Linked DNA regions of Homo sapiens: region 1 is linked to region 2. Evidence: chromatin contacts called from ENCODE Hi-C data. All regions are on one chromosome and are shown on one strand. Each heading gives the region's core, a stretch centred on a gene start or an enhancer-like site at or near the end of the contact. The rest is flanking DNA. Distances are from core to core; before and after follow the strand shown.

What was found. A loop is a pair of places that touch in the nucleus more often than their neighbours do. Pooled maps may share reads with other maps.
Region 1: a loop to region 2 is called in a pooled map, with 15 times the contacts of the local background. The contact joins the promoter of MRFAP1 here to the promoter of CTBP1-DT in region 2. A Hi-C loop is called at or near these places in 7 of 50 pooled maps.

The regions. Positions count from the first base shown.
Region 1 is chr4:6,637,383-6,641,949 of GRCh38, reverse strand. It overlaps MRFAP1 (Morf4 family associated protein 1), which reads right to left and starts at 1,265. Exons shown (of 2, transcript NM_033296.3): 1 at 692-1,265; 2 at 1-220. The coding sequence starts at 1,087. The coding sequence ends at 704. It overlaps LOC124900653 (a long non-coding RNA gene), which reads left to right and starts at 1,329. Exons shown (of 2, transcript XR_007058007.1): 1 at 1,329-1,430; 2 at 2,920-4,567. RefSeq lists a silencer at 228-297 and an enhancer at 2,271-3,065.
Region 2 is chr4:1,247,961-1,252,276 of GRCh38, reverse strand. CTBP1-DT (CTBP1 divergent transcript) reads right to left here and starts at 2,837. Exons shown (of 2, transcript NR_033339.1): 1 at 2,805-2,837; 2 at 1-2,166. CTBP1 (C-terminal binding protein 1) reads left to right here and starts at 3,147. Exons shown (of 10, transcript NM_001012614.2): 1 at 3,147-3,361. RefSeq lists enhancers at 1,869-1,958, 2,019-2,068 and silencers at 2,439-3,368, 3,539-4,258.

The DNA of each region.
Region 1 (4,567 bases), core at 16-2,515, 5.4 Mb before region 2:
TGTGAGAGCATTTTCAAACAAAATTACTTCCCAAACAAAAACACGTTAACAATCGAAACTCATATTGAGGTCATCAACCACAGACCATAGCAGAAAACGTAGTGTTAAGTGAGACAGAGCATAGACAGGAAAAAAGAGAAAACAAAAGGCTCTCTGGTTTCGGCTTCTCCAGGGTGTCAGCCAATCTCCACCAGTTGACCAGAATCCATTGGCTGGAAACCTAAAGCACAATGGGAAGAAATTCATCATCGAGAGGTTAATCCCAGGCACAACGACCCCCAAACCCTCACGAACGCCACTGTGCAGGACGCCACCTCTTCTGGCCACCACCTGACTCACTCCAGTCTCTAGCAACGTTGACTTGTCCAACGTCTTCCCCGAAAATCCTCTATTTCCACCCCCGCTTGCTGGACGGCCCGGGACCTTGTCCGTTTCTGTTTCCTTGGCGACTCTGAGATTTATGACCCTTCCACTGAACACGCATCACGCCCAAACCCGGCCACTCTGATTATCCCACGCCGCCACCGTCAAAAAACAAAACACGAAGACGGGGCCCAGATCGGCCCTGACCCGAGCACGCCTTTATTCTCCCGCCCCACCCCCGATTCCGGTGCATCTCGATGAAATCATCGCTCTCGAAGAGCGGCCAAGCTGGGGCCGCTCCTCGGCCTGGCGCGGGTGCCCGACTTACCGCCGACCGCGCTCACGACGACTCGCTCTTCTCTATCCGCCGGACCAGCTCCACCAGCATCTCTGCCATCTTCGCAATCTCCTTGGCCTTCTCCTCGGCCTTCTCGCACCTCTTGGCCGCCCGGCCCTCGGCCGCGTCGCCCGGGTTCTGGAGGTGGTTGAGGGCGCTCTCCTCCGAGGCCTCCACCTGCGTTTTGATCTGGATGAGCATATTGTCCATCTCCCACAGCTTGCTCCGGTTCCGCAGGTACGCCCGCCCGTGCTCGCGCGTCAGCGACGCGATGTCCTCGCGCATCTCGTTGATGACCGGGAGCAGAAACTGCTCGAAATCCTCCTCGGGCTCCAGCACCTCCACTTCCTCCGGTTCCGCCAGCTCGACGATGTCCAGGGGCCGCATCTCTTCCCACTGCCTCGGAACCGCAATAGCGATGTCTGTTGGAGAGAGAAAACCGACACTCGCTATGCTTAGCAATAGAGAGCCCGAATATTCCTGAAAACTTTTACCCTTTTTCAACTTTTCTTCTCAGAGAAGCCACGGACAAGCGACTTACGCGCAGAGTAACGGCGAACAAAATGGAGTCCCGGCCGTCAACCAGCGCTCTGCGCGTTGCGGCCCCTTTCACGACACAGCCGGGCCTCTTTACGGTCAGGGGGGCGAGCTGCGGGCGCGCGCACGTCTAGAAAGAGAGGCACCGGCGGCGGCGTCGCGGCCGCACGGACGCGCACGCAGGCACGCGCAGGTACGGGACCGCACGCTCTCGCTCGTTCCTGCTTTCCCGTTACCTCTGTGCGTCACCCCTGTTTTACCCTGTGTTTGGAGGGTGGCCTCTTCTGGGTGTTTCCCTCCGATAGGGCTTCTTGAGCACGCGAGTTTACATTTTTTAAAAAGGCCTCCCGCACTTCCCAGGCGCGGTGGCTCACGCCTGTAATCTCAGCACGTTGGGAGGCGAGGTGGGTGGATGGCTTGAGGTCAGGAATTCGAGACCAGCCTGGCCGACATGGCGAGACCCCGTCTCTACCAAAAATACAAAAATTAGCCGGGCGTCGTGTTGCACGCGTGTAACCCCAGCTGCTTGGGAGGCTGAGACAATCGTTTGAAAACGGGAGGCGGAGGTTGCAGTGAGCCCATATCGCGCCACTGCTCTCCAGCCTGTGCATCAGAGTGAGACTCCGTCGCAAAATAAATAAATAAAATATAAATGAAAATTAAAAAGGGCCTTCCACACTAGAAGAGGAGGATCCTACGTGATAATGCAGCTACCCCAGGTGGACGCTTAAAGCCCCTTCCTTTCACGCAGGGGGACCTGAGTCCCCTCAGCCGTTTTATTTACTTTTTTTTTTTTTTTTTTTGGAGACAGAGTCTGGCTCTATCGCCCAGGCTGGAGTGCAGTGGCACGATCTCGGCTCACTGCAAACTCCACCTCCGGGGTTCACACCATTCTCCTGCCTCAGCCTCGCGAGTAGCTGGGACTACAGGCGCCTGCCACCGCACCCGGCTAATTTTTTGTATTTTTAGTAGAGACGGGGTTTCACCGTGTTAGCCAGGATGGTCTCGATCTCCTGACCTCGTGATCCATCCACCTCGGCCTCCCAAAGTGCTGGGATTACAGGCGTAAGCCACCGTGCCGGGCCTTATTTACTTATTATTATTTAAAAAGTTTTTTTTTTTTATTGAGGCAGGGTCTCGGTCTGTCGCCCAGGCTGGAGTCCAGTGGTGGGATCATGGCTCACTGCAGCCTTGATCTTCTGGCCTCAAGTGATCCTTCCACTTCGGGCCTCCCAAAGTGCAGAGATTACAGGCATGAGCCGTGCGCCTGGCCCTTTCTGCCTTTTTAAAGAGTAGTTTTCCTTCTTCCTTGGATGACAGTCAGAAGGGTCTGGGTGTCTTTTCACCAAACCGGCCTCCCCACACCCCAAGGTGGAGCCTGGCTGCTCCGTCCTGAGGCCCCAGCAGACCCATGTTCAGTGTGTGGTGCAAGGCGCTGTCCAGAGCCTCTGAGCCCTTCCACTGGATCCTAGGCTCTTTGGGGTCTTAGCTCTGTGGCCTTAATGCCCTAACGCCCTGGGCAGAGCTTGGCGCATATTGGTAAATTTGCCTTAACATCCACTCAACACAGAATGAGGAGAGATACGTTAATTTCCTAGCTTGTTGTCCCATTCCCAAACATCAATAAACTTTTCAGAAATCCAGCTTACATAAATCCCATGGATTTGGCTTCCATTTTCAAGGTAAAGGGACACATCACAGTTTTGACTACAGCAGAATTAAGGATTCAGAGAAACGTAAGTATATGTTTTGTTTTGACTTTTCTCAGGTTCTTAATATTTTGGTTGCTCTTGTAAAAACCCAACTTTGGGGCTTGTGTGAAAGGAAAATAAATCTTGGGACCCCATAATCACTAAACCAAAGGGGACAGTCAAGCTGGGAACTGCATCAGGCAAACCTGCCTCCCATTCTATTCCTAAAAAAGATAGCTACTAAGATTAAAAAGCTACCTACCTCCCTCACAAGGAAATTCCTTGTGGACAAATGACAGAACTCGGAGCCACCCATCTGCTCACTGAGATAGATGCATCTCTGACTGCCTCCTTTGGAAAGGCCAATCAGAAACTCAAAAGAATGCAACTGTTTGTCTCTTATCTACCTATTAACTGAAAGCCCCTGCCCTGCTTCAAGTTGTCTGGCCTGTCTGGACCAAACCAATGTACATCTTACATATATTGATTGATGTCCCATGTCTCCCTAAAATGTATAAAACTAAGCTGTACCCCAACCACCTTGGGCACATGTCATCAGGACCTCCTGAGGCCATGTCATGGGTGTGTGTCCTTAACCTTGGCAAAATAAACTTTCTTTTTTTTTTTCACATTTCTTTCATTTTTTTTATTATTATTATACTTTAAGTTTTAGGGTACATGTGCACAATGTGCTGGTTAGTTACATATGTATACATGTGCCATTCTGGTGTGCTACACCCATTAACTCGTCATTTAGCATTAGGTATATCTCCTAATGCTATGCCTCCCCCCTCCCCCCACCCCACAACAGTCCCCAGAGTGTGATGTTCCCCTTCCCGTGTCCATGTGTTCTCATTTTCAATTCCCATCTATGAGTGAGAACATGCGGTGTTTAGTTTTTTGTCCTTGCGATAGTTTACTGAGAATGATGATTTCCAATTTCATCCATGTCCCTACAAAGGACATGAACTCATCATTTTTTATGGCTGCATAGTATTCCATGGTGTATATGTGCCACATTTTCTTAATCCTGTCTATCATTGTTGGACATTTGGGTTGGTTCCAAGTCTTTGCTATTGTGAATAGTGCCGCAATAAACATACGTGTGCATGTGTCTTTATAGCAGCATGATTTATAGTCCTTTGGGTATATACCCAGTAATGGGATGGCTGGGTGAAATGGTATTTCTAGTTCTAGATCCCTGAGGAATCGCCACACTGACTTTCACAATGGTTGAACTAGTTTACAGTCCCACCAACAGTGTAAAAGTGTTCCTATTTCTCCACATCCTCTCCAGCACCTGTTGTTTCCTGACTTTTTAATGATTGCCATTCTAGCTGGTGTGAGATGGTATCTCATTGTGGTTTTGATTTGCATTTCTCTGATGGCCAGTGATGGTGAGCATTTTTTCATGTGTCTTTTGGCTGCATAAATGTCTTCTTTTGAGAAGTGTCTGTTCATATCCTTCTCCCACTTTTTGATGGGGTTGTTTGTTTTTTTCTCATAAATGTGTTTGAGTTCATTGTAGATTCTGGATATTAGCCCTTTGTCAGATGAGTAGGTTGCGAAAATTTTCTCCCATTTTGTAGGTTGCCTGTTCACTCTGATGGTAGTTTCTTTTGCTGTGCAGAAGCTCTTT
Region 2 (4,316 bases), core at 1,588-4,087:
ATTAGCTGGGCGTGGTGATGGGTGTCTGCAATTCCAGCTACTCGGGAGGCTGAGACAGGAGAATTGCTTGAATCCGGGTGGCAGAGATTGCAGTGAGCTGAAATTGCACCATTGCACTCCAGCCTGGGCAACAAGAGCGAAACTCTGTCTCAAAAAATAAAAATAAAAATGACTGGTTTTTTTTTCTGTGTGTACATGACTGACAAGACCAGTGGTTTCCTTTAATACCTCATCGACGTTCCCAGGCACTTTTTGTATTTGAGGTGTGTGAAGTAATAGGTTGGCCCTTGTCTTGAGCGTGATACTGAACACACCGACTAATAAAATGGGGGCCTTTGGCTGCACACCAGGCGCTCTGGGTACTGATGAGCTCGCCCCCAACTCCATGCCAGGAATCAGAACGGTTGCCCGGGAGAGTCGGCAGAAAGAGGAGGAACCGGATGCAGTGATCTACCTGGTTTGTCCTGGTGTCCAGTAACTTGGAGTTCTTCTTTCACACGTGGCTGGCACAGAGGAGACACTCATAAATACCCGAGTTGAATAAAATAGTCCATTGACATGGAGTCGCATGAAGCAGCATTCGTCCATCCAAAACGCCGATGCTTCTTTAGAGTGGACTGAGTTTTCCCCCAATACTAGGTTGTCCCACGCGATGGACAAAAATAGCCCATGTGGCAACGGAGGCTGGCCGGGGGGACCTAATGCCCATGCCTCTGGCATTCCCACCAAGGTGACTGTCCAGTAGCTCCCAGGACAGCCCATCCGTGTAGGGCAAACGCCATGAGCCACTCCTGTGTGCAGGCACAGGGCAGGCCCAGGCACAGGGAGGCGGGTGGGCAGGCACACAAACAGCCAAACGCTGACCCTGGAGGGCGGTGGTCATCTGCTCATCACAGGGGAAAGACTGGAGGTGGGAGAGGCAGGTGCCACCCGCAGGAGTTGGGACGAGCTGTGCACACGGCTGGGCACACGCAAAGCTGAGCCTTCTTCGTGAGCAACACGGTCACATTTGGGTGTAGGAATCTTGGCTGGAGTTGCCCAACGTGGGGAGCAGACAGCTCTGCAGCCAGGACCCCAGTTGGAGAAGGCAGCGCTTGGAACAAGCCAGGACAGTGGACAGACGGGCCGGTGCCAAATAGAAGTCATGATAACGCGCTGACAAGCTGTGCAGACGAACACTGTGTGTAGACGGAGGCCATGGAGAGTGACGATGGGGAAGACGCTGGATCCCTGGCTGGCCTGCATCCCTCTCCGTTCTCAGTTGCCTGTGGAATTCCGGGGAGCTCTGCTCCAGCTACACTGCACATAAAAGTGCGCAGGAAGTGGATCCTGGAGAGGAACTGTTCTTCTGGACTGAGCTTGCTGCTCATGGCAGCCCCACCTGCAGGACCCAAAGCCTTATGTGATGTTTGCTGGACACTCAGCCACGTGGCTGCCTGTTGAGCTCTGCAAGTCCACGCGGGAGCCAGGAATTCCTCCCCAGAAGTCTCTCCATTATATTCACCACCCCCTAGTAAATCACAACCTGACTTGCTGCAGAGGATGGAGTGCCTGGGACTCGTCTGACCCCAGCTCCCCTGGGGAAGTGGGGGTGGTACGTCCCTGCACCCGGCCACGTGCTGCCTTCTCCTGGGCTGCCTGTCCATGCTGAGCAGACAGGAAAGTCCAGTGAGGTCCCTGCCTGTGCACTCCACCAACCACATCGTCCCTTCCCGGCAGCCTCACCTAGGCCCCTCCAGCTACGACCCCTTGTCCCCTGCACCGATGCCTGGCCTTGGAGGTTGCTGCTCATTTTTCTGGAATTTTTTCTTAGATCTCTGCAGGGCTGCCCCTCCCCCTACAAGGGCTCCACACGTGTTCCCTCCTTCATGACTCCCACTGGGCTTCCCCGACAGGGCCTCACCCTCCCCAAAGCTCTGGTGACACCTGCCAGGTTTCCTCCAGGCCACAGCTCGGCAGCCCGATCTTAGAACAGAACGTGGCACGCAGGGCAGGTCTGGCTGAGGGCCCAGCATTGTCAGCGGGGTTGGAGGTCTTCCCGGGCCTCGAAGGGGAGACGTAGGCTTCTCAGGGCAGCCCAGGACGCGTCCTCACGAACCACAGCGAAATTACAGCAGGTATCTCGCGGATAGGAGTCTGCATCATTCCGTCTCCATGCCGTGGTTTCTGAAATTATGCAACTATCTCGGCATTCCAGAGGGCTCAGAGTAGCCACGCGCAGAGGCCCTCCCCATGGGGTGGATGGAAGCGTCCACTCGCGGCGCGAGGAATATCCCTGGGCCCCTCGGGAGAGTCTGCAGGGGCAGCCCCTGGGTGAGCAGGCCCAGTGCGGCCTCTCCCTGAAGGGACTTTCGGGCCCTCCCGGGTCGGGGCTTCACCGGTAGCAGGCAGGGCTTTGATATTAATGCTTAAAGGGAAAGCAGAGCTGAGCTGTCAGGACGTTGGTTAGCTACAAACCCTACTCTTGTTAAAAGAGAAATGGGGTCGGGGAAGGGGTTCTCCAGCCCTGAACTTCCCGGGCCGGGCAGGACGCGGTCCCTCCAGGAGTCGGGGCTCCCCCGCCTGGGGACGCACTGGGGCAGGCGCGCTTCTCCTCTCGGGGTCCCATGTGCCGCCGGCTCTCGGACGGTAAATCAGGGCTCGGGTGGGGGCGATGGGGGGCCCGCGGCCTCGGTGCCCCTGGCCAGCCTCGGAGGCGCACGGGCCAGGCCGCGGGGCGAGAAGCGAGCGCGGGAGGGCGGCAGCTGGCGGAGCGGGAAGGGAGCGGGGCGGCTGCGGCTGCGGCGCGGAGGAGCGCCATTTACGTTCGGGCCCGCGCCAGGCGCTGACGTGGGCGGCCCTGTCTCGGCTTCCGGGCCCGCAGGGTCCTCGGGGCGGACGGCGCTCCCGCCAGCGGCGCTGAGTCCGGCCCGACCCTGCCCGACTTCCTCGGGGACAGGCGGTTTAGAACGTGCGGAACACCAGGCCCGGGGCCTCCGCCGGGCTGCAGCCCCGCGAGCTTCCCGCCAGGCTCCCGCCCCGCCCCGCCCCGCAGCCGCGTCCCGGCCGGGCGGGCCCTGAGCCGCCCGCGTGAGTCCGTGCGCCGCCCGCGCTGGGAACCAGGAGACCAACCGCGAGGCCCCGCCCGCGCGCGCCGCCGTGTCCCCGCCCGCGCGGTCGTCGGAGCGCGGCTCAGCGGCGCGGCGGAGACTCGGCACGGCGGCGGCCAGGCGCAGGCGGGCGGGCGGAGCAGCGGACGGCGCCGAGGCCGCCCCACGCGCCGGGCTCGCGGCGGCGCAGCGCGCCGGAGTGGTCGGGGCCCGCGGCCGCTCGCGCCTCTCGATGGGCAGCTCGCACTTGCTCAACAAGGGCCTGCCGCTTGGTAAGGCCGCGCGCGCGCGCGTTTCCGGCCGCGGGCGGGGGCGGGGCGGGGCGGGTGCCGCGCGGGCGGGGGGCGCGGGGGCGGACCGAGCGCGCGCCCGCGGGCCGCCGGCTTTGTGTGCGAGTGCGCGTGCGCGCCGGCGTCCGCGCGTGGCCGCGGTCGGGGGCGGGACCGCGGGAAGGGTCTTGCGCATGCGCGGGCCGCTGCGTGTGCGCGAGCGCCGCAGTCTGCTCTCCCCGCCCGCGGCCCGTGCAGGTGACACAAAAGGGCCTGTGGGCCTCTGGGCTGCCCCGCCGGACCCCCAGCTCCACCGACCCCAGCCCCGTCGGACCCGGGACGGCACCCCGGGTCCCGATCCCCGGCCGCTACCCCGTCCCCGGTCATGACCCCGTGGCTGGGCCTGCGGGGCCGGGATGGGGCGGGAGCCGTGCGCAGCTCGGGGTGTCCTGGGGCGCGCGCTCCCGGGCCACTCGCGGGAGCGCGCCTCCCGCGGGGAGGCCGCCGGCGACCGTGGCCGCGCGCTGTGGGGGAAGGGGACGGGGCGCGGGTGCCGGGTATGACCGTGGAGGAGGCCGCTGCCCTCAGACCGGGCCCAAAGCGCAGCCCCCGGCGGTGACGCGGGAGGGCCCGGGGTCTCCGTTCCCGCGAACTCCGCGAGGTCCCGGACCGGCCCAGCGCCCCCACCTGCCCTTGCCTGGGCCCGCCCAGGTCCCGGGGCGCCTTCCTCGCGGGCTGCGGCCGCGGAAGCAGGGAGCACGGGCGGGCGCCGGGCTTGCCACCATCGCCATCTTGCAGCGCCCGCGTCCTGGGCCGGCCCGAGCCGCTGCGCGGAGCCTCTCTTTCCCTCGACCCGGCTGCAAAGGCAGAGTCCGTGCGCCTGAGCCCCGGGCCGAGACTGGAGCGTTCTCTGGCGGCCTCCAAGGGCGCCGGTGTCTGGAAGCCCGGCCTGGGCCAG